Regions from separate parts of the Homo sapiens genome. Here all the other regions are linked to region 1. The links are chromatin contacts, found by Hi-C in ENCODE. All regions are on one chromosome and are shown on one strand. Each heading gives the region's core, a stretch centred on a gene start or an enhancer-like site at or near the end of the contact. The rest is flanking DNA. Distances are from core to core; before and after follow the strand shown. Region 1 holds the start of MRPS35-DT (MRPS35 divergent transcript). Region 2 has its middle 28 kb from the start of BHLHE41. Region 3 holds the start of FAR2 (fatty acyl-CoA reductase 2). Region 4 has its middle 280 kb from the start of FAR2.

What was found. A loop is a pair of places that touch in the nucleus more often than their neighbours do. Pooled maps may share reads with other maps.
Region 2: a loop to region 1 is called in a map of CD8-positive, alpha-beta T cell, with 4 times the contacts of the local background. The contact joins the enhancer-like site here to the promoter of MRPS35-DT in region 1. A Hi-C loop is called at or near these places in 2 of 168 maps with a recorded cell type or tissue (CD8-positive, alpha-beta T cell and naive thymus-derived CD4-positive, alpha-beta T cell) and 3 of 50 pooled maps.
Region 3: a pooled map shows a loop between it and region 1 (5-fold over the local background). The contact joins the promoter of FAR2 here to the promoter of MRPS35-DT in region 1. A Hi-C loop is called at or near these places in 4 of 50 pooled maps.
Region 4: a pooled map shows a loop between it and region 1 (3-fold over the local background). The contact joins the enhancer-like site here to the promoter of MRPS35-DT in region 1. A Hi-C loop is called at or near these places in 2 of 50 pooled maps.

Annotation. Positions count from the first base shown.
Region 1 is chr12:27,708,190-27,713,685 of GRCh38, reverse strand. MRPS35-DT (MRPS35 divergent transcript) reads left to right here and starts at 2,939. Exons shown (of 5, transcript XR_001749448.2): 1 at 2,939-3,023. It overlaps MRPS35 (mitochondrial ribosomal protein S35), which reads right to left and starts at 2,854. Exons shown (of 8, transcript NM_021821.4): 1 at 2,731-2,854. The coding sequence starts at 2,842. RefSeq lists enhancers at 2,434-3,223, 3,234-3,313, 3,344-3,423.
Region 2 is chr12:26,094,280-26,099,775 of GRCh38, reverse strand. No RefSeq gene overlaps it. Among named protein-coding and RNA genes, the nearest start is that of BHLHE41, 28 kb to the left of the region's middle. RefSeq lists a silencer at 2,581-2,650. Within about 2 kb of position 2,100, at least 3 of the 41 ENCODE cell types and tissues checked have a DNase peak (open chromatin) inside an H3K27ac peak, as active enhancers do.
Region 3 is chr12:29,147,077-29,152,572 of GRCh38, reverse strand. FAR2 (fatty acyl-CoA reductase 2) reads right to left here and starts at 3,295. Exons shown (of 12, transcript NM_001271783.2): 1 at 3,166-3,295. RefSeq lists silencers at 2,928-3,077, 3,388-3,447.
Region 4 is chr12:28,868,023-28,873,518 of GRCh38, reverse strand. No RefSeq gene overlaps it. Among named protein-coding and RNA genes, the nearest start is that of FAR2, 280 kb to the left of the region's middle. Within about 2 kb of position 2,323, at least 2 of the 41 ENCODE cell types and tissues checked have a DNase peak (open chromatin) inside an H3K27ac peak, as active enhancers do.

The sequences.
Region 1 (5,496 bases), core at 1,690-4,189:
GACTGAGTGAGGAATACCTGCTCTCAATGTGGGTGGGCATCATCCAATCAGCTGAGGGCACAGAAAGAACAAAAAGGCAGATGAAAGAAGAATATATTCTCTCTCTCTCTCTTCTGGACCTGGGACACTCTTCCCCTGCCCTTGGACATCAGAACTCCAGGTGCTCCAGCCTTTGGACTCCAGGAACTTGTACACGCAGCCCCCTGAGTTCTTAGGCCTTCAGCCTTGGCCTGAAAATTACATGGCTTCTGTGGTTCTGAGGTTTCTGAACTTGGACTGACATGGGCTTCCAGCTTGCAGACAGCCTATTGTGGGGTGAGTCAATTCCCCTAAAAAATCCCATCATATGTCTATATATCTACATCTACATCTATCCTATCCTACATCTACGTTCTGTCTCTCTGGAAAACTCTAATCAGTTGGGGAAAATCTCCCTGAGAAAGTGAACTTTAAGCTAAAACCTGAAAGATGAGCAGGACGTAGCCATGAAGACAAGCAGGTGAGAAAAAGTGTTTTGACAGAGTGAGAGCACATGGAAAATCAAAGTGAACAAATTCAATATGGCTGAAATTTAAGAACAGAACAGAGAGAGACAGAGAGAAAAGAGGCTGAAGGCACTTAACAGGCGTCTTAACTATAATGCATCCTTAGCAGAACTTTTTTTCTTTTGAGATAGGGTCTCACTCCCGTCACCCAGGCCGGAGGGCAGTGGTGCGATTACGGCTCACTGTAATCGACTTCCCAGGCTCAGGTGATTCTCCCACTTCAGCCTCTGGAGTAGCTGGAACTACAGGCATGGGCCACCACGTCTGGCTAATTTCTTGTATTTTCAATAGAGACGAGGTTCCGCCATGTTGCCCAGGCTGGTCTCAAACTCCTGGGCTCAAGGGATCCGCAGGCCTCGACCTCCCACAGTGCTGGGATTACAGGAATGAGCCCCCACACTCAGCCCCTTGGCAGGGCTTTTGATTTTCTTCTTCCAGTCTTCCCAATTCGTGTACATGGAATCATCATTCATCCAATTGCTCAGAACAAAAATGTAACAGGATTTTTTTGAGACTTGTCCTCAAGCCCCACATCAAATCCATCAGTAAATCCTATGAACTTTACCTTCAAAATATATCGCAAATACAACCACACCTCCTTCTCCACTATTACTTTAATCCAAGTCACCATCACCTCATTTGGATTACTGCAACAGCCTCCAAACAGATCTTTGGCTTCCACTCTTACCCCAGTAAAGCAGCCAGTGATCTTTTAAAAACGTAAATCACATTATATCAGTTCCCTGTTCCAAGCCTTTCAATATAAAACCCAAGCCAAAAATCCAAATGAAATGTCTACAAACTCTTGAGAGATCAGATTATTACTTAACTAACTCTCTGACGTCTTATACTACCACTCTCTCCTCTACTCACACTTAGCTCCTGCCACATTGTCCTTCTTCCCGTTCCTTGATCACACCCCTCAGATTGTTCTCAACTTTTGGCCTTTGCACTTATAGTTCCCCATACCCCAAAGGCTCTTTCCCCATATCTCTGCATGGCTTGGGGCCCTGTTCAAATGTCACTTCCTCAGAAAGATCTTTCCTGACCATCCTGTGGCCACTACTCCCCCCAAATCCATCATTCTCAATACTCTACTTTATTTTTCTTCAAAGCATTAAACCCTATCTGACATCTTATTTAGTTGTTTGGTTGTTTATACTATTGACTTCCCCACCTTGCCGTATCTCCGGTGAGTGTCTAGAACACTGCATGGTATACAATAGGAGTTAAGTATTCCAAGAATTTAAGAATGAAAATTTAAAAATAGACAATTATTAGACCTATGAAGAGCCAGTATGAAGGATTAATGTATTTATAGTTTATCTGAAAACAATGGGAAACCATTTGTAGATCTTGAACATGAGAGCAGCAAGACAAGATCTAAATTTTGAAAACCTCATTTGGCTGTTTTGAGAATTCAATGTAGGAGAGCAAGAGGGGAAACAGGAAACGGAAAAAAAACTTGTAGAAATGAGATGGTCACCTGAACTAGATAGTTGGTAGTATGAGGAGAGTAAATTAGAGATATAACAGGAAGTAGCACAGGTAGGATCCGCCTATTGATTAGACTCACGCCAGCTCCTCCTCAACGCTCCCGTCATTCTAGCCACACTTCTATCACAGCGCCTCTCACCCTACATAGCACTTCTCCGCTAATAAATCTGTATTTTCCACTAGAGTCCTCCGGGGTAAGCACGCTATCAAGCATCCCTACAATCTCTGTTAAATGGAGGTCATCAACGCCTGTTGAATGAAGGCCGCCCATTTGGTGGCCTGGAATTCAGAGCAGCAATTTGTCCTAGCACAGCCGTATGACTCTCTTAATGTTTGGGGAAATCCATGGTTCAACAGCGCCGATGCCCGATAAACAACACAGCACCAGTAACCTGTGCCAGGGGCTGTGGACGGGGGCAACACAGGAGCAGGTCACGGGGAAGGGGGATGTAAGCTTTCTGAGCAAACTCCCAGAGCACCCAGGGCAGAAACAGGCGGCTAGAAGCCGGGCAACGCGGGTGCAGAGCACAGACCCACGTCCATGGTTTTCCTACCAGACGGGCCTGGCAGCGGACGCACTGGCCTCCCCCGGGCGGCGCTGGCTCAGCCACCGCGGCACCCTTCATGAGGCCGGTATTCCGCTCTTGCACCTCCCCCAAAGCCCAGAGAAGACGAGACAGACACTCACGCAGGCTAGGTGTCGGGACCGGAGTGGCCGAGTAGACGGCAGTGGAGAATGCACGCAGAGTCCTTGCCCTCGACTGCAGAGACAGCCATGCTGGGAGCGCGGCGGCCGCCATGGCTGCGAGGACGGCAAGCCGGAGGGGACAAGCGGCGTTCAGTGTCAGGGGCGGGCCTGGGGCCGCTAAGCGCAGGCTCCCTGGGCTGGCACCGCCCTAGGCTGGAGAAAGAGGAAACACGTTGGTCTGCGCACTCAGAGCCGAGTCAAATGTGCAGGAAGATTCCCCCAAACTGAAAGAAGTAATGAAAAGAAAACAAAAAAAATCCTTAAAAATCGAGTGAATCAGTTCGTAGAGAATTGCAGATAAAGACCGTAGGGATAGGGGTTGCGGCTCACTGAAGGCGGGCGTGCTCTGGGTGGAACCTCAGTTGATCCGAGAGTCAGGCGGTCTACCCGAGGGACTCTTGTTATTTATAATTGTTGCTTTTCTACATTTACTTGGATTAAAGAAGTCTTCAACTAATGCCAGTAATATGCGCTAAGGGGAGAGAAGCAGTATCCCGAGCCAGAGTGCTTGGGTTTCAAACTTGACTTCACCACTTCTGGGATGTATGATCTCAGACAAGTTAGCATAGACAAATATTTGTGTACAGCGTTGGCATACAGTGAACACCGCGTGTACGTAGCCTATAACTTTTAGCTATATATGGTTAGCTTGTTGTTAGATCAGCTTAGAATTACAGAAAGTCAGAACTCATCAGGACCTAGAAAATAAACTTTTAATGAACACTCTTAAATTTTCTACGGTAGGATGAATTAACATACAAGCCTTAATAAAACAATTCTCGGCCGGACGCGGTGGCTCGCGCCTGTAATCCCAGCACTTTGGGATCCCGAGGCGGGTGGATCACCTGAGGTCAGGAGTTTGGGACCAGCCTGACCAACATGGAGAAACCTGGTCTCTACTAAAAATACAAAATTAGCCGGGTGTGGTGGCACATGCCTGTAATCCCAGCTACTCGAGAGAAGAATCGCATGAACCCGGGAGGCAGAGGTTGCGATGAGCCGAGATCGCGCCATTGCACTCCAGCCTGGGCAATAAAAGCAAAACTCCGCCTCAAAAATAAAATAAAATAAAATAAATTCTCTATTTTCTCTTTATTTTAAAAATTATTTTAATTAATTAATTAATTATTATTATTTTTGAGACAGAGTCTTGCTCTGTTGCTAGGCTGGAATGTGGTAGCAGGACCATGGCCCACTGCAGCCTTGACCTCCCAGGCTCAAGTGATCCTCCTACCTCAGCCTTTCAAGTAGCTGAGGCTACAGGCACGCACCACCACACCCAGCTAATTAAAAAAAAAATTGTTTTTCCAGAGATGAGGTCTCACAGTGTTGCCAGGGCTGGTCTCAAACTCTTGGGTTCAAGCGATCCTCCTGCCTTGGCCTCCCAAAAAAGTGATAGGACTACAGGCGTGAGCTACTGCACCTGGCCTATTTTTTCTATTTTTAAGTTTTTTGTAGAGTTGGGGGTCTTGCTATGTTGTCCAGGCTGGTCCCAAACTCTTGGCTTCATGTGATCCTCCTGCCTTGGCCTCCCAAAATGTCGGGATTACAGGCATGGGTCTGGCCTATTTCCCTATTTTGTCTCAAAGTGACAAAATTATAACAGTAAAAACAACTAAAAATAAACAAAACCGATTCTTGGTAAGCATACAACCAGTAGAGCAGAGGTATGCAGGTGTCCAAGAATATTCTAGCTGTGAACATTCAGTGCGCCATGGACATCAATCAGTAAGGTATGGGAGGGGGACAAATAGCATGAGATGGACAAGTATTTGTAATATTCATCATCTTCATCTTTTCTGGACTTTTACCATCCTGTTATTGTTCCAAAATAGAAGCATGATGTATGAGTTTCCTAGGGGATTGGAACAAAGTACCGTAAACTGGGTGACTTAAAACAACAGAAATTTCCTCTCTCACAATCCTGGAGTCTGGAAAGTCCAAAATCCAGGTGTCGGCAGGGTTGGTTCCTTCTGGAGGTTCTGAGGGAGAATCTGTTCCATGCCTCCCTCCTAGCTTCTAATGGTTGCTGGCACTCCTTGGCTGGTAGACACATCACATCACATCACCTTCTGCCCCCATATTCCAATGGAGTTCTCTCCTCTCCTCGGACTATTTTTAAGATCAAAATCATGGCCTTTTTAATCAGATGGAGGTGAGGTTTGAATCCAGGCTCTGGTTCTTTATGATTTTGGGCAAATCTACCTTATCTTTCTGAGTTTCAGTTTCAAGGAAAATGACAGCAATAATATTTTTCTTACGACAGTCGTGATTAAAGGCATAAATATAAACGGTGGGCATTGGCATTAAGTGTAGGGTCAATGCAACAGCCTCCTTTTCTTGCAAGTTTGTATATTTTAGTAAAGTGCAAGTCCTATACCATAGAAATTTAGGGACAAAAGGAGTATGATCATATTCATACTGTTACCAGCGGCAAATCTGTACAGGTCTGCGGCAACCTCAATTCTTGCCTCCTCAGAAGAAAGAATTTGATCGAGGAACATAAGGCAGAAGGAGAGACAGAAGCGACTTTTAGAGCAGGAGTGAAAGTTTATTAAAAAGCTTCACAGCAGGAACAAAAGGAAGGAAATACACTGGGAAGAGGGCCAAGTGGGCGACTTGAAAGTCAAGTACCCCATTTGACCTTTGACTTAGGGTTTTATACGTTGGCATACTTCTGGGGTCTATGTCCCTTCTCCCCTGATT
Region 2 (5,496 bases), core at 851-3,350, 1.6 Mb after region 1:
GACATTTTGAATAAAGAATAAAAAGTATATTTAAATGTATACTTAGAACCACCTTGAATCAAGAGCTACAAACACAGATTGTTATCAGTTTATTCTATTGGTGACTCAGTTCCAGAAGTTAAGATGCTCCTGTGAAATGAACTTCAAAGATGGTTAACAAACCTGGGTAAAGTTCTGAGTTAAATAAAGCATAATCTCTCCTCAACTCAACTGGTAGTTGTATTCTTGGAACACTCAATTTTATTAAAATGATGCTAGGGCTGTGAATGGTGGCCTGCATCTGTAATTCCAGCACTTTGGGAGGCTGAGGTGGGAGATTGCTTAAGCCCAGGAGATCAAGGCTGCAGTGTGCCATGATCTTGCCACTGCACTCCAGCCTGGGCATGAGATCTTGTCTCTAAAAACAAAAAGAGAGGAAAAAAAACCATGCTAAAAACAATTTATGCTTATATGTAAAACAGATAGGGCATTAAACATTGTGAGAGATAGGACAATAATTTTTCATTGTCAAGGGTTGACCTATGCTCTGTAATATGTTTAACATCCCTGGCTCTCTCACGCATATTTTTAAAAATTAACATTATTTTAATTGACAAATGATAATTTTATACATTTATGGGGTACAATGTGATGTTTTGATATAGGTATACAATGTGGAATGATTAAAACAGGCTAATTAACATATCAATTACCTCACTTACCATTTTTTGTTGGGAGATATTCTAAATTTATTCTCTTAGCTACTTTGAAATATACGTTATTATTAACCATATCACCCTGATATGCAATAGATCTCGAAAGATTATTACTTCTGTCTAACTGAAACTTTGTGCCCTTTGACCAACATCTCCCCATACCCTCTCACTCCTTCTCCCTTAGCCTTTGGTAGCCCCCACTTTACTTGTATGAGTTCGACTTTTTTAGATTCTACATGTCAGTGAGATCATGTGGTATTTGCCTTTCTGTGCCTGGCTTATCTCACTTAGTATAATGTCCTCCATGTTCATTCATGTTGTCACAAATGGCAGAATTTCCTTCTTTTTTAAGGCTGAATAGTATTTCCCTGTGTCTATGTACCACGTTTCTTTATCCACTCATCTGTCGATGAACGCTTAGGTTGCTTCCGTAGTTTGGCATTCACATTCTTGTGAATAATGCTGCAGTGAACATGGGAATGCAGATATCTCTTTTGCATGTTGATTTCAACACTTTTGAATACATACCCAGAGGTGGGATTGCTTGATCATATGGTAGTTCTATTTTTAGTTTTATGAGGACCCCCATACCATTTTCCATAATGGCTGTACTAATTTACATTCTCACTAACAGTGTAAAGGGTTCCCTTTTCTCCACATCCTTGCTAACATGTGTTATCTTTTGTATGTGATGTAGTATCTCATTGTGGCTTTAATTTGCATTTTCCTAATGATGAGTGCTGTTGAGCATTTTTTTCATGAACTTATTGGCCATTTGTGTGTCATCTTTTGAGAAATGTCTGTTCAGGTTCTTGGCCCATTGGTAAACTTCTTTGTTTGTTTTCTTGCTACCGTTTTTCCACCATCTTAAAAGGAAGTAGTTCCTGTAATCACTGAGACCACCAAAAACACCCCTGCAAAATTTCAAATACTATCTAGTAGATGGAACTGTCTCAATTGAGAACCACCACCCTGAAGGTTTATAGTAAGCTGGGATAAAAAGAACTTCTTTATGAAATATTGCCAGAGAATTTGGAATTCACAATAGTGGTTTCTTAGCATGTTATTTAATGGGACTTTCAATCTACATTTTCATTAAATTTGTATTTGGAAAATTGTGTTGGAACAAATGAATGCTATATTGCAAACTATATTTGAGCCAACTCAGTTGTAGGACAATGCTATTCTTATTTTAGCACAAACTGAATAACTCTCCACATCTTTGCAAATATACCCATCTTCACACATTCTGGTTTTTTTTTTTTTAAATAAAGTCTGGACTTCTGGATTCTTGTTCATAGTTAGGACAACCTGATTCTTTAATAATTCAAGCCAAGCTGAGTGAGTGTGGATTTGTAAAGACTGAGTAATCCCTTGACTCAGCAGTTTCCCTCTAAAATCTGTACTCTTCATGAATTACAAAATTAACACTTGGTATCACTCGATAGCTTAGTGTTCTCAGTGCAATGAGTTGTTCCTTTTGATCAAATCCATAGTAGATAAAAATTACCAATTACTACTAGGCTGTACAGAGAAACTAAGTTTAAAAAGATCTTTCAGACCATGTTACTTTGTCACTTCAGAAATGAGCCATGGAGTGTGAGCAGATAAAATATGTTCAATTGCTATTTCTTTATTGGCAAAGAAACACCTTAAATCTTCAGAACGAGCGGCCCATTCTCTTTCAGAAACACTGCAGCAAAGCAAATTAATATAAAGATAAAAAGAAAACTTCTTTAGTAATGTGTTTTCCTTCATTTTTTCAGGATCTCTTCAAGTAAGGATTCACCTAAGGCGCAGCTTTGGAGCCCTGGAAGGTGGCTGGACGGTAGCTGCTGCCCCCTAGTGTAAGACTCGTTGTTACTGCAGACATTGGATTCTTGAAATAACCAGGGACTCTCCCTACCCCCAGGGCCAAGTGAATGGGAAGTAAATTAATGTGCTTTGTTTAAATGATAGAGGTAATTGAGAAAGTTATAGTATATTATTCTTTCAGAATGAATAGTTAGAACACTTTTTGCTGACTCCCTGCAGAAATAGTCGTTTAATGTTTTTCTGTCATTGCTTCAAGTTTAATTTTCTCATCATTTTCTGCTTTTCTCACCTACAAGGTGGCTACAAAATTTGCAGGACCCAGCACTAAATGAAAAATGTGATGCCCTTTGTTCAACAAACAGGAAAAAATGCCACTAAAGGTACTAAAATACCTTTTCTTTTCTTCCATAGTCTCTCTCCTGACTAGTTATGGGGTTTTAAAATTTGCCATTTAATGCCAAATGGAAAATTGGCATTAAATGCCATTAAATGCCAAAGAAAAATGGAAAATTTTCATGATTAGCATAAATGTTACCATTTATCTTTATGATGTGTCCTTTAAGCACAAATATAAGAGCAAATGTAACTTCCATTATGTACAAATATACCTTGTGCTTTTGTATTACCAAAATTACACAATTTGAATTTTGTAGCTCACACATGCATGTATATTTGATTCTTACCAAAATAGTGAAAATGCTGGACAAAACTACTTTGTTTTTATGTCACTTCTTGATTCGTGCATATTCAACCAACACTGTCTGCCTTTGGTGTGCTGATGAGTAAGGAAGGACTGAAACGTAAAGGGACTCTGGGTTGCCCTATCTTTTGCTTTCCTTTCTTGTCAAAATTTTCAGCCTAAGTGCTGGCTGAAGAAGAAAGGATGTGATATAATTTCTGAGAATGCCATTATTTTTATCTGTGTTAGAAGCAAGTTGTGGTTCAAAAGGAAAGAGTGGCCTCTCAGTGTTCTCTCTTGCTCAGCTATAGATATAACACGCCTCCTTTATGAACTTTGAGTCTTGCACTGTGGGCCCCCTGGAATTCTGTGCTCTGGGACACTATGAATTCTGTATGCAGGTGAGGAGGGAAAGCATAGTACGTAGGCATGTTGCATGCATCTCTTCTGCTCACACATGCTCCATTGTCCTATCAGGATTCACTTACAAAACACAAGTTCAAAAATAAAATTGTTAAGCATTTCATGATGCTGAGAGCAGAGCAGTGAACTAAGCACAGGGCCTTTCTGAGTTCTATGCCCTGTACAACCATGCAGGTTACATACCCATGAAGTTGGCCCTAACTTGAATCAATTTCACAAAAGTACAGCCAAAATTAGTTTTTGCTTGTTTGGGCTTCCATTAACTCCCAATAGGAATGTATAATTCAGGCTCTTTGGAAGAATGTGGAGGAACTTTTAGTGAACTGGTCAGCAGTTACTCTCAGGCAGGAACAGCTGAAATGGGATTCTGATGGTAGAACCATGTGCTTGTTTCCTGGCCTCATAGCACCTTGACTTGCACACTGTTTTGAGTTTAGAGCCATCATTTTGAGGTGGGGATAAAGATTATTAATGTGGTTATTATAAGATGTTTTCTATATCTAATGAGATATGTTTTAAATGACTAAAATACTGAAGGATATTTGCTATAAAGAAACCTGCATAAATATGTGACTTCTGAAGCAAAATCAAGTTCACATTTAAAACTCAGTAGTACTTAAGCATAGACAAGTACTAGGATTTCTTCAGCTCAACTTTTCAAAAAGTGTGACTGTGCTTGCTAGGAGGAGTCATTTTAAATTGAAAATTTATAATTTACGAAAGATTCGGTAAAAATGCACTTGTTCTATGAGTACCAGCCTTGGGGAATGTGCTGAGTGAGCATGGGAAGAGGAAGTCCAAAGGTAGAAGGCAAAGTTCCTGCTTTCCAGGACCCACCTGGTTTGGAAGATCAGGACAGTATCTCTGAAATAATAATAATAATAATAATAATAATAATAATAATAATAATAATACAGTAGAAAATCCAATTTAAATTTTTTACTAGGCTGATAGTAAAATTTCATTTTACTCCATTTAGACAACAATCTTTTAAACACATATCTCAGCTCCCTCCCTGTGCCTTCTCAAATGGTATACTGAACTTCGTTTGGTCTTTGCTTGATGACTGATTGACATTAGCCTATTAGAATTTTTAAATGATTTCTCTTCTCCTCCCTTCTTTGTCCTCCTTCTCTGTGGTTAATTTTATGTGCCAGTTTACTGGATTACGGGTACCCAAATATAGGCTACATGTGATTTCTGGGAATGTCTGTAGGGTGTGTCTAGGTAAGGTTAGCATTTGGATGGGCTGAGTAGAGTAGTTTGTCCTCCCTCTGTGGGCAGGCATTATCCAATCTGTTGAGGGCCTGAATAGAACAAAAAGACAGAGAAAGGGAGAATTCGTGCTATCTGCTTGACCACTTAAGCTGAGACATTGGTTTTCTCCTGTCTTCAAACTGGGACTTAAACCAACAGTACTTCTGATTCTCAGACCTCCAGAGGTACATTGGACTATATACTGCCAGCTTTTCTGGATCTCCACCTTGCAGACAGCAGATTGTGGGGAGGTCTCAGCAATTCCTTGTAATAGGTCACTTTCTGGAGATAGAGATACAAATATTTATCTCTGTCTATGTATCTATCTATGTATCTATCTGTCTATCTATCTATCTATCTATCATCTATCTATCATCTATCTATCCATCCATCGTATTGGTTCTGTTTCTCTGGAGAACCCTTACTAATAAATCTTGCAATAAATTTTATCTTTCTGGTTCTCTTCCCTGAGTGTAGAGTTGGCAGCTGTTCCTTCTCTGAATGATCAATCCATCTGTTTCTACCAGATCTCTCTTCTTCATTTCTTCATTTGCTGCCTCAGACCTGCTAATGAAATCTGCAAATGAAATATGCATCTTTGTGGTTATCATTTCTGGAGCTCTTTAT
Region 3 (5,496 bases), core at 2,046-4,545, 1.4 Mb before region 1:
AAGACCTTAATAAAGGAGTTTGATCAATTCCCTTTCACACTATTTTATTCCTCAGTGGTTCTGAGTGTATTGCCATCATGCTAACAAGGACAGCTGGAATAAAGATAAGTTTTGAGGTCAGAGAGTAGTTAAGGGAGGAGTCTGGGGACAGAGGACTTGCCTGTTTTCTCAGTTCCTCTTTAAGAGGCACCAGAGTTACAAAAGGTCACTAGGTGTATTTGGCAAGAGACTAGGTGTACTTTAAATTGATTTGGCATTTCCTAGGATATTTTAAAGGATGACTTGATCAAACTTTTGAACTTACAGATTTTTTAAATTAAATGAAACAAAAAGGATTACCCCCTCAAAAAATTTCAGTCATTGGCTCATTTTCTCACCGTTCGACGTTTGGATGAATTAGACCCAAACATTAATTTAATTCAATAACTACCTTTGGGATCCAAGAAGTTATTCTGCACCTTTAGTTGAAAATTCTAATTTTGTCCAAATAATGATATTTCAGGAGTATTTAACACACTGAATACTTGCCTACTTTTTGTTTTATTTTCCACCAAACTATAAGGGTCAGAAAGGTTCTACAGTCTTTTCAGTGTGCTCAATCAACCTTCCTCAAGCTACTTCTGAAAAATGGAGGGCAAAGTTTAACCCTTCAACAACAGCATATTTTTTAGAAAAGAACTATTCAAAGCAAGTAGACATTTTTTACAATTATTACCTCTTTTTACTTAGAGATAGTACAACCTTGAAAATAAAGAAAGTAGAAGGTGTCATCTGTTGTCTTTATTTTGTCAATGAGGAAACTGAAATGTAGGAAGACTGAATGACATGTCCAAGAGCACCTAAGTGAGCAGCAGATAAATTTCAGGTTTGTACTGGAGAACTCACCGTAAATGTGGGATTGCTGTTCAAACACTGTTATTTGGTTAGTTTTAGACCAAGTTTGTCAGCCTGGGGTCAGGATATAATTTGTAGGACCCAGTTCAAAATGAAGATCCAGAGCCTCTTTGAAAATTATTAAGCCAGCAGACGGTGATAGCAGAACATTACCAAACGCAGGGCCCTTCCAAGTGCAAGGCCCTGTGCGGTTGCAGTTTTGTATTTCCATGAAGCTGGCCCTGCCTGGAGCCTCTGGACATCTAGAATGTAGGAGGCTGGGCATCAAGGAGGCCATGAACTCCTGAAATTGTAGGTGGAATTTTGTGTTAATATGTATGCATTTGTCTTTCATATTCCATAGCTTTCATCAGATTCTCAAATTGGTCTGTTACCCTCTTCAAAGGTAATACATGTTCCAACAGAGCCTACAATGTCAGAATATATTGGTAGGGACAAGCATGCTGGTGGTCACTGTGCATGATCCTTCACAAGGCTATATTTGTGAATAAGTAAGTTTTCATGAGTGCATGGGAATTAATGCAAAATCAAGGAATTCTTAACACTGATGAGACGTTGCCAGAAACAAATGCACTCAAGAATGCTTCTTCCTCAGGAGATAGGAAAGCAGATGGTGAGATGGTCAAGATGATCATATGCTTTATAAACCCCAAAGTGATACCCTAATATAAGCCATTTTATTTATTTTCAACCTCTCCCTCTTCCTCTGTAACTGGATGTCACATTTTAGCTTCCTTTAAGGAAAGCATATTTTCATTTACTTTAATTTCTCTAATAGCTGTATGATTTACCAACTCATGGTGATTTACATCTCTTTTATAGATAATTATAGCCCAATGTTAGAAATAGGAGTAAGTGAGGAATTTGTTAATACAGCAGGGGCAGAAGCAGCCCTCAGAATTAGGAAAAGAGTACTGTAAAGACGTGGATCCTGAGAAATACTACCGATGAAATATTGACACACGCGTCGGCCTGGTAAAAACCTCATGCCCATCTCCTAGAAGTCTCACACACAAATATCCCTTCTGCGGAAATGCCTGCTCTTGCAGTTTAGGTGGCTGCCTTAAGTTTTTATTTAGTCCCTTGCCCCCCTTTCTAAATTTTGGACTAACTACACCTGTCAGTCAAATCTCCAGCTCTTATAAATGGGAATATACAGAGATGGGTAATTGAAACCACGGGGTAATTCTCAAATTTCCATTTGCCCAGTGTCAAATTTCTCTCAACCTAGCAAACAGAAAAGCACGATCTACCTGAATTCCCTGGTCACTTTTCTGACCCTACTCTGTCCTTGCTCATCACATAATGGGGGCACTTTACGTGATTCAACGAGTGGCCAAACTCTTGCAGATCCAGCGATAACCTTGGTTGCTCACACCACATAACTCAACCGTGGAAGAAATGGTGCCACCGCTGGCAGGTGAGACGCCTTCCTCTGGTTTGTAGGATACGATTGGGCATGAATTGTTTTAATAGACTGAGACTGCCCCGCGGGTAATTCTACTTGCTAGGAGTGTTGAGCAGCCTTCCTGCAAGCCATCTACTCCAGTTGGGAGTCTGCTGGCACCTGCTCCCCTGCACACCCCCAGGATGCCCAGGCCGCAGGAAGATGTCTAAAACTTCCTACAGGGGCAAAGCCCGCCCTGGCCTCACCAGTCGCCCCAGCGCGCGTCAGCCACGACCCCGGCGAGGCCCAGGTGGGAGGGTAGGGACGTGCGCAGCCTGGGGTGGGGCTGGGGGCTGGCGAGGACCTGCTCCGGGGACCAGGACTGGGCGCCCTGGCGGTCCCAGGCACCGGGAGGGGACCTAGGACCGCTGCCGTTTCACACGTGGCCCCGGCATTTTCGCGCTCTCTCCAGGAATAGCCCCAAGGGCCCAGGAGGCCTGGGTGGGACTCGGCCCCGCGCCTCTCTTCCCGGGTCCCCAGTCCCCAAGGCGCGGCCCCCCACATTAACCTTGCTGGGTCCTTCCCGGCTTTCTGCCCTTTGCAACCCCCGCGCGCCCCACCTTGGCGGGCTCCGCCGACGCCAACCGCGCGTAAACGGCCGGTGACGATTGGGGTGCAGCCGGGGGCAGCTTCAGGGGGCAGAGCCTCCGCAAATGCTTCTCTCCTCCCACCCGGCCTCACACCCACCCTCCTCGAGGTCCCGCCGGGAACCGCCCCGCCCTGCGAACCCAGCCGAGCCCTCCCTCCTGGGCCACCCCCAGTCCGGTCTCTGCTTTTGGAGCGCGTGGGCTCTGCGAGCGCCAGGGCTGGGGACCCTGGAATACCTGTTCCTCCAGCACGAGGATGGGGTCCAACTAGTGGTCCTCTAAATCCTGCTCCTTCCCCGAGGCTACGGGAAGCGCTCCAGCCACAAGGAAACGGCTCCAGTCTTTCGGCTCCCAAACGTGACACTCTATATATCCGGCTCGGAGACTGGGTGTGGGGCGGGAGGAAACCACCCTCCCTCCGACCTTCCCCGGCTCCGCCGCTGCCTCGGCACTGGGCGCGAAACCGGCGGCAGCCTCAGCCCGGGGCGGGAGGAGGGTGAGGGGCCAGCGAAGGCCCTACAGGTCGCGGGGGCGACAGCATCGTGGGCAGGGCGGCCGCGCGCGCAGGCCCGCCCCGCGCTTCCATTCGTTCAGCACCAGCGGATCCACTGGCTATGACTCCCGCATTTGTGTGGTTTGGGGGAGGGGAGTTGGTTTTGGTTTCGGTGGGTTTGGTTTGTTTGTTTGTTTGGGGCTTTTGTTTTGTTTTGTTTTGGGTTTTGGGGTTGGTTTTTTTCTCCATTTTTTAATCAGTGGGCGAGGGGACAAGGAAGCTAGAAAGGCGCCCCTCTCTGGTGTGGGAAAGGAGAACTCCCACACCGTGAAAGGTGGCGGGGTAGGGGGGTGGAGGGAGAGACCGAGACAGGAGAGAGATTCAAAGGTTCTAGTCTGAACTGAACGCTTGGGGGACATACCTTTCCCCACCCACCCTAGCAGAAAAGGCAGCCAAAAATCCCAGTTTACTCAGCTTGACTACACTGCACATCCCGTGGGAGGGATGCTCTTGTATCTGCTAAAGACATTGCGGAGGCGCCCTGCAGTGACCCACGAACGCAGTGGCTTTTTAAAACCCAAGGGCGTGAGGGTGGAGGGTGATGCGAGGACTTCAGGTGAGGCTTCCTCACACTCGGGGTTTGAAGGGCAGAAATCCGGCTCTGCCTGCCTATGGTGGGGTGGGGGTGGGTAGGAGACTAGAAAGGATCAGAGATGGGGGCCGCAGAAACAGCAGTGAGCCAGCTGTGCTCAGCAGCACTTCTCCGGACTTAAAAGAAAAAAAGATGTTTCATTTCTTAGCCTGGTAGCTTTTTTGGGATTTGGTCATTGTTAAATTTTAAACGGAAAAACAAGCTGCCAGGGAAGCCTTGTAGAGGGATGGACAGGCACGTGAGTGGAGCCCTTGGCCTCAACCAGGAAGTGCTGAAAAACGGCCAACGCCCATCCTAATTCCCTGGACAATGTAGGAGGTAAATTTCCAAATAAATATGGTGTGTTAAGAAAAATAGAAAAGAAATATTGTCCTATAAGCTGTTCTGATTCTCCTCATTATAACAATCCACATGCAATTAAAGAAATAAAATTTGACTTTTGAAAGTTAGAATTAAGGAGTGATTTCATGAAATTAAAATAATAACACCCATCTTGAATTCTCTACTACTGGGCTCTTTAATGAAATGTGTTAAGCTAAGTGTAGCCTAAAGGCACTGACTAATTTCCTCTGGTGACCGCCTGAATGCAAGAGACAGAAAAAAAGTTACAACCAAATTTATAGTATTTTTCGTTACCCCTCCCCTCCTCAAGAATAAATTTGAATGTATCTTCAAAATGTGTGTGACAGCACTTCAAATGATAATGTCAAATGCTGGTGAAAACGTATAGAAATCACTTAACAGATAGCAGATGGAAGGTAAATTGTAATCACGCTTTTGTTGGAAAGCAATTTAGCAACACATTCCCAAGGTGTTCAGTAACGAAATTTTTTCTTGTTCTGGACCTAGATTCCCATGTCTTACAATGTATTCAAAGGAGATAATCCATAAAAGAGAAATGCCGCATGTACATAGTTGCATATTTATTACCGAGTTGTTTATAAAGTAGGAAATTAAAAGCATACTTTCAGTGGGATGTTCATAGATAAAATACAACATTAATTATAGATTACAAAACCACAATTTGATTATCACCATTTAAAACGCTATTCATATATGTAGAATGTATTAGTTTGCTAAGGCTGTCATAAGGATGCACATAAACTGGGTGGATTAAACTATAGAAATGTATTATTTCATAATTCTGGAGGCTAGAAGACCAAGATCAAGATGTCTGCAGGGTTGGTTCCTTATGAGGGCTTTGAGAGAGAATTTTCCATGATGCTTACCTACTTCCAGTGGTTTCTTGTTGGCTTGTAGACACATGACCCCTGTCTCCTATAATCTTCATATGGCATTCTCCCTATGTTCATGTCTGTGTCAAAATTTATCCTTTATAAAGATACCAGTCATATATGATTTAGAGCTCACCTTAATGGCCTCATTTTAACTTTACTAATTAAATTTGCAACAACCCTATTTC
Region 4 (5,496 bases), core at 1,074-3,573, 1.2 Mb before region 1:
GGGAAAACACTGCATATATTTATTTCTTGTGGCCACCCTTAAACTTGAAGAATCAGGAGGAGTTCCTTCACCTTAGAAATCCAAAATTTCTGTGGAGGAGAAAAGTAAAGTTTTCTTTTGGAAAATATGGGGAAAGCTAATTGATAGAGTGTTGGAAAAAAAATTAGAAGTGTTACACTCATCTCTTCTTCAGCTCCGAAGATGGAAATTCTCCCTCTTGATGGGGATAAGTTTCTGGTCATGTCTGGCATGTAACTGGTATTAAAACCTTCATGAATTTATCAATAAGATGGAGACAAGCTGATGGAGGCCACACTGCTATAATCTTTCGGGAACTGAAACCTATTGAAAATATAAACAGTTGAGTAGCCTCAAACAAAACTATTGAGTAGCCTCAACTACTTCTACAGGGGTCCCAAAGACATTTCCTGTATTGCTGAATATAGCCTTATGCTGATTAGCAGCACTATATCACAAATGCATCGTTAGCCCTCGTATCCCTTTTTCATAGAATAGCTTAATGGCGGGGTGAGGATGAAGGTTAGAGCTGGAAGTGCTAACGCATAGTACATGTTTTGAAGAAATGCTGCTCCCAAGACAGGCAAGACCCTATTCAAAATTCATGATACCAACTCTGCCTTGCCAGTAGGGGTAGCTGCTGAGCTGCCAAAAGTTGACCTTCTATTAGAGAGTCAGCCCAGGTGGGAGCTTGGAGAACTGGTCCAAGTTTTCCAGTTTATTTCCAACCACTCCACCTAAAATACGGTATCTTCCAGCCATGCAGAAGATACCATACTTTACCACATTACTCACCATTACTTTACCGCACCCAAGTTGCTTTTGCTCACATTGTTCTCTTTCTGCCAGGAATATTATTTCCTTCCTACTCTTCAAAGCCCAGATCAGATATGACCCTTTGTGAACCAACCACCCAGGAACCCCTACATGAAACAAATCTTCCCCTAAACAATGTGCCTGTCCATTCTTTCTTTCTATCATCTACCTATCTATATCTATCTCTATTATCTATCTAATATCTATCTATCATCTCTATAGCTCACACTGTGTTGCAGGTGGTTGTTTACCTATCTGTTTCTCCATCTGGAATGTGAAGTTTCTGAGGGCAAATTCATGTGGCATTTACCTTTATATCCCAGAACCTAGTACAATTGCTGCCATATACACACTCCTCTGGACAAGGAAGTGGTCACTATCAAGAAATCATATCAGGATTGCTTAAAGAGTTTATATTCCAAAAGATACCATGATATTTTGGGGCCAATAGGATTTTTAGGTCTAGCTATTCATCCAAGGAGTAAGAAACATACTTCTCATTGAACTCCGTAGGCAACATATTGGTACGTGTGAGCTGAGTGATTCCTGGCTGAGGCAGCTTCCTCACTTTAAGGGGTTGCATTTTTTATAGGATAGCAAAGGGAGCGGAAATTGAACAGTTAAAGTTATTAGAAACCCGGAGAAGAGAGGTACTGAAGATACCCACAACATGCCCTGGATAGACAGCGCATGCATGTCTGGAGTCAATGAGAATTGCCATCCCTGGTAGAGAGGGTCTGAGCCTCCATCTGGGTCATAAAACCAGCAGAGTAGATTTTTCTTGCAGGCCAATCATAATGCTTAAGAAATGATTCCCCACTGACTTCTTTCACCACCAGGTAGTTTTAGGAGATGAGAGTGGGGTGGGAAAGGGAGGATTTCAAGAATCAGAATTCTTATAACAAGGAAGAATTTCCACATCAAAACCTGGATTTGTAGATCTGTTTTATGCCAAGTGTGAAAAGGCACGAAATAGCTAGGCATGAGCTATTCCCCAAAGACTTGTCCTTTACTAGAAAGAACTTTATAAATGTTAATAGGTACTAGACTAGCTGGAAGCAGATTTGCTCTGGGCCCAAAAACGTAAAATAATCATCACTTTGTTTGTCTGATTCTAAACGGACTTAGTATTGATTTGCATTATAAGAATTCCAAATTCCCACCACTCTGGGAAAGTCATCCAAACCCACTACTTTTCATTCCTGGTAGTTTTCTGCACATGAAACTTCCTTTTCAATTTTGTACCAAGTCTGGAGAAGAATACACATGAGAGAAAGTCTGACCATTGCATCTGCTCTCTTTCCATGGTTCCAGCCCAAACACTTGAGAATGGGTTCCATTTCAACTGGTTTCAAGGGTGTGGCTCAAGTTCAGTCTGTGTACAAAGGAAGGAGTTCAAATTAGTCATAGACCCTAAGAAAGCCTGAGAACAAAAAGTAGGTATAGTATGTACCAGAGGGTTTGCCTCTATTACATGGGACTTAGAAACACACATTATCACTGCATTTCCTGTCATAAAAATATAAGTTCAGAATTTTAGAGTGAAAGAGACTTTAGAAATTATCTCCCTTACTTTACAGTTAAGGATAGACCATACAGTGAGTCAGCAGTGCTGAGGCCAGACACTTCATCTTCTAACTTCCTCAGCACACCTCTTCCTCTCTACTGCAAACTCTCTCCATTACAGAACATTTAATTTTTTTTTTTTTTTTTTTGACAGAGTCTTGCTCTGTCACCCAGGCTGGAGTGCAATGGCGCAATCTCAGCTCACTGCAACCTCCGCTACCCAGGTTCAAGCTATTCTTCTGCCTCAGCCTCCTGAGTAGCTAGGATTACAGGTGCGTGCCACCACACCTTACTAATTTTTGTATTTTTAGTAGAGATGGGGTTTCACCATGTTGGCCAGGCTGGTCTCAAACTCCTGACCTCAGATGATCCATCGGCCTCAGCTTCCCAAAGTGCTGGGATTACAGGCATGAGCCACTGCGCCTGGCCAGAACATTTTAACTTTTAGATCTTTTCATGCATAATATAAACTTAATGCATGTAGCAAGCCTATTTATTCATTTATGAATTTAATACATATTAATTGCCTACTATGTGCCAACATTGTTCTGGCTGCTTTGGAATATTTTAGTGAGCAAAATACACTAACATCCCTATACTTGCAGAGTTTATATATTCTAGTGGGATAGTTAAGACATACATACTCATGCCCATTTGACAGATCAAAAAATGAAGACTCATAAAAAAGTAGCTTGGAAAACAAGTTAACTAATAACAGATTTGGCACTGTGATTTAGAATTATTGCCCCAGACCTGGCCTGGAATGAATACACAAATTCATGGTTCTATCTTGAAATATATTCAGAGCCTCAGGAGGTAGAAAATTCTGTTCACACACAGTCCTTATTTAAGTCGGGCACAAGTCAGTCTAAGGACTGAAGCTGTGTGAGGAGGAAGAGCCACAAGGCTTTTATTTAAAGAATGCAGATTTATTAGGTTTGCTTCTAAGTCTGCATGTCACTTCACTTTCTTGGTGATTGCTGTGGGTTGAATTATCTTTCCCAAAGATACGTTGAAGTGCCCAGTAGTTCAGAATGTGACCTTATGTGGAAACAGGGTCTTTATATGGGTAATCAAGTTAAAATGAGAGCATTAGGGTGGGCCTAATCCAATATGACTGGTGTCTTTATAAAAAGGAGAAATTTGGACATGGAGACAGATATATATAGAGGGAAGATAATGTGAAAATGCAGAGAGAATGCCATCTACAAGCCAACGAATGCCTGATGCTACCAAAAGCCAGGAGACAGGTGTGGAACAGATTCTCCCTCAGTGCCCTCAGAAACAACCAGTCCTGCTGATATCTTGAGTTTGGATTTTTAGCCTCCAGAACTGTGAGACAATACATTTCTGTTGTTTCAGCCACCTGGTATGTAGTACCTTTTTAATGGCAGCCCCAGGAAATGAATGTAGAAATGATTACCACATTCAATTTCCCCTTTTCCACATAAGGTCACATTCAAAGACCCTGTTTCCACATAAGGTCACATTCTGAACTACTGGGCACTTCAACAGAGCATGTCAGTTTCTTTCATGTTCTTATAAAACGAAATCATCTTTTTATTTTTATGCCCCCTTGAGTTCTCCCACATTTCCCTAGTCACGGACACAGATTTGCTGAGGTTAGAGATGGAAGATAAACAGGTCTCAGGCAAGTATTATACAGACACAGACGGAGTGAATGTCTGCTCCAAACACCTCCCCTAGTTGGTCACTCACACACTCAGCATTTCATAGCTCTGGGCAACTGTCTATAAATGACGGAATACCCAGCTCCAGAGATAAAGGAGATCTGTTCTCTTACTGTTTATTGTTAAGTCTGAAATTTTCAAAAGTTGTAGCCATATGACTCATGCAGTTAACAAACCCACATAATGTGAGAGATACAAGGGAATAAAGCACTCTGACTCCATTTGTACCAAAAAAACCCTCCAAATTGACGATTTACAGAAGAAAAAAACATGAAGTTTTTTCCTAGTGCACTCCCTTTGAAATTCACAGAGAAAGAGCTTGTCTTGCATGCACTTAGACACCACCAGTCAAAATAAAGGATGAAATTGGGAGAAATTGGGATAATCTGAATTTCAGATGATTCTTTTAGTATCTATGGTAGTCAATTTATTTATCATTATAAGTCAGTGTCAAATTTAGGAATGAATAAGTGTGACCATTAAAAGAATGAAAAATATGCCAACCTGTTGGACCGAGTAAGCTTCTTGATTACAAGAAATCCCCAGTATATAGTATATAGTAAATGCTCATCGTAATGTTTGTTTCATTGTAATGAACTAAGAACTGATGAAAAAGTAAAATAGAGACCTTCTTACATACTTCAAAAAGGGAGCATGGACGTAAGGAGGAGAACGGGAGAGATGAGATGTACTAAACTTACTGTGCCTGTCTCATGGTAATTAGTTTGCATTATGATGAGTTTCACAGCACAGGGTGGTTTACAATAATCTCAATGTAAGTGAATGTTTACACTGACCATGCTGAGACGCCCCCAGGAGAGCACTTGAAAACTTCCAGTTACGTGGTGGTATCTGGCAGGCTCAGTTTTATTAATAAAACTTTCAAGTTACCGCATTTGAACTATAACATTTCATTCCCCTTGTGTATATGATAATTGCCACAAAACTGGTTTTGATACCTGCAGTATCAGTCTTTTCTACCACTTCACTCACCAAAGCATTTAAGGTCAATTTAAGGGTCTTAAGTTAATAAACTGTAGGCTTGCAATGGGCTCTTTTATTTAACACTTTGTTATTGAGAACTTGCTAGGTGAACTTGCTAGCTATTCTGTAGGTGCTACAGGGACACAAAGAAAATTGAAATAAGGAAATGGGTAATGTTTTATTCTGAACCAAGTTGTCTCTGGTGTACTTTCCTAGGAAGAGTTGACCTGGGGCTGGATGCAGAGACTCACATCTGTAATCTCAGCACCTTAAGAAGCCAAGGCCGGAGGATTGTTTGAGTCCCTGAGTTTCAGAACAGCCTGAGCAACAGAACGAGACTCCATCTTTACAAAAAAATTGTTTTTTAAAAAAGAGTTGACCTAGAGGTCTATTCAAAAGCTTGCCATGTCTTGGTGTCATC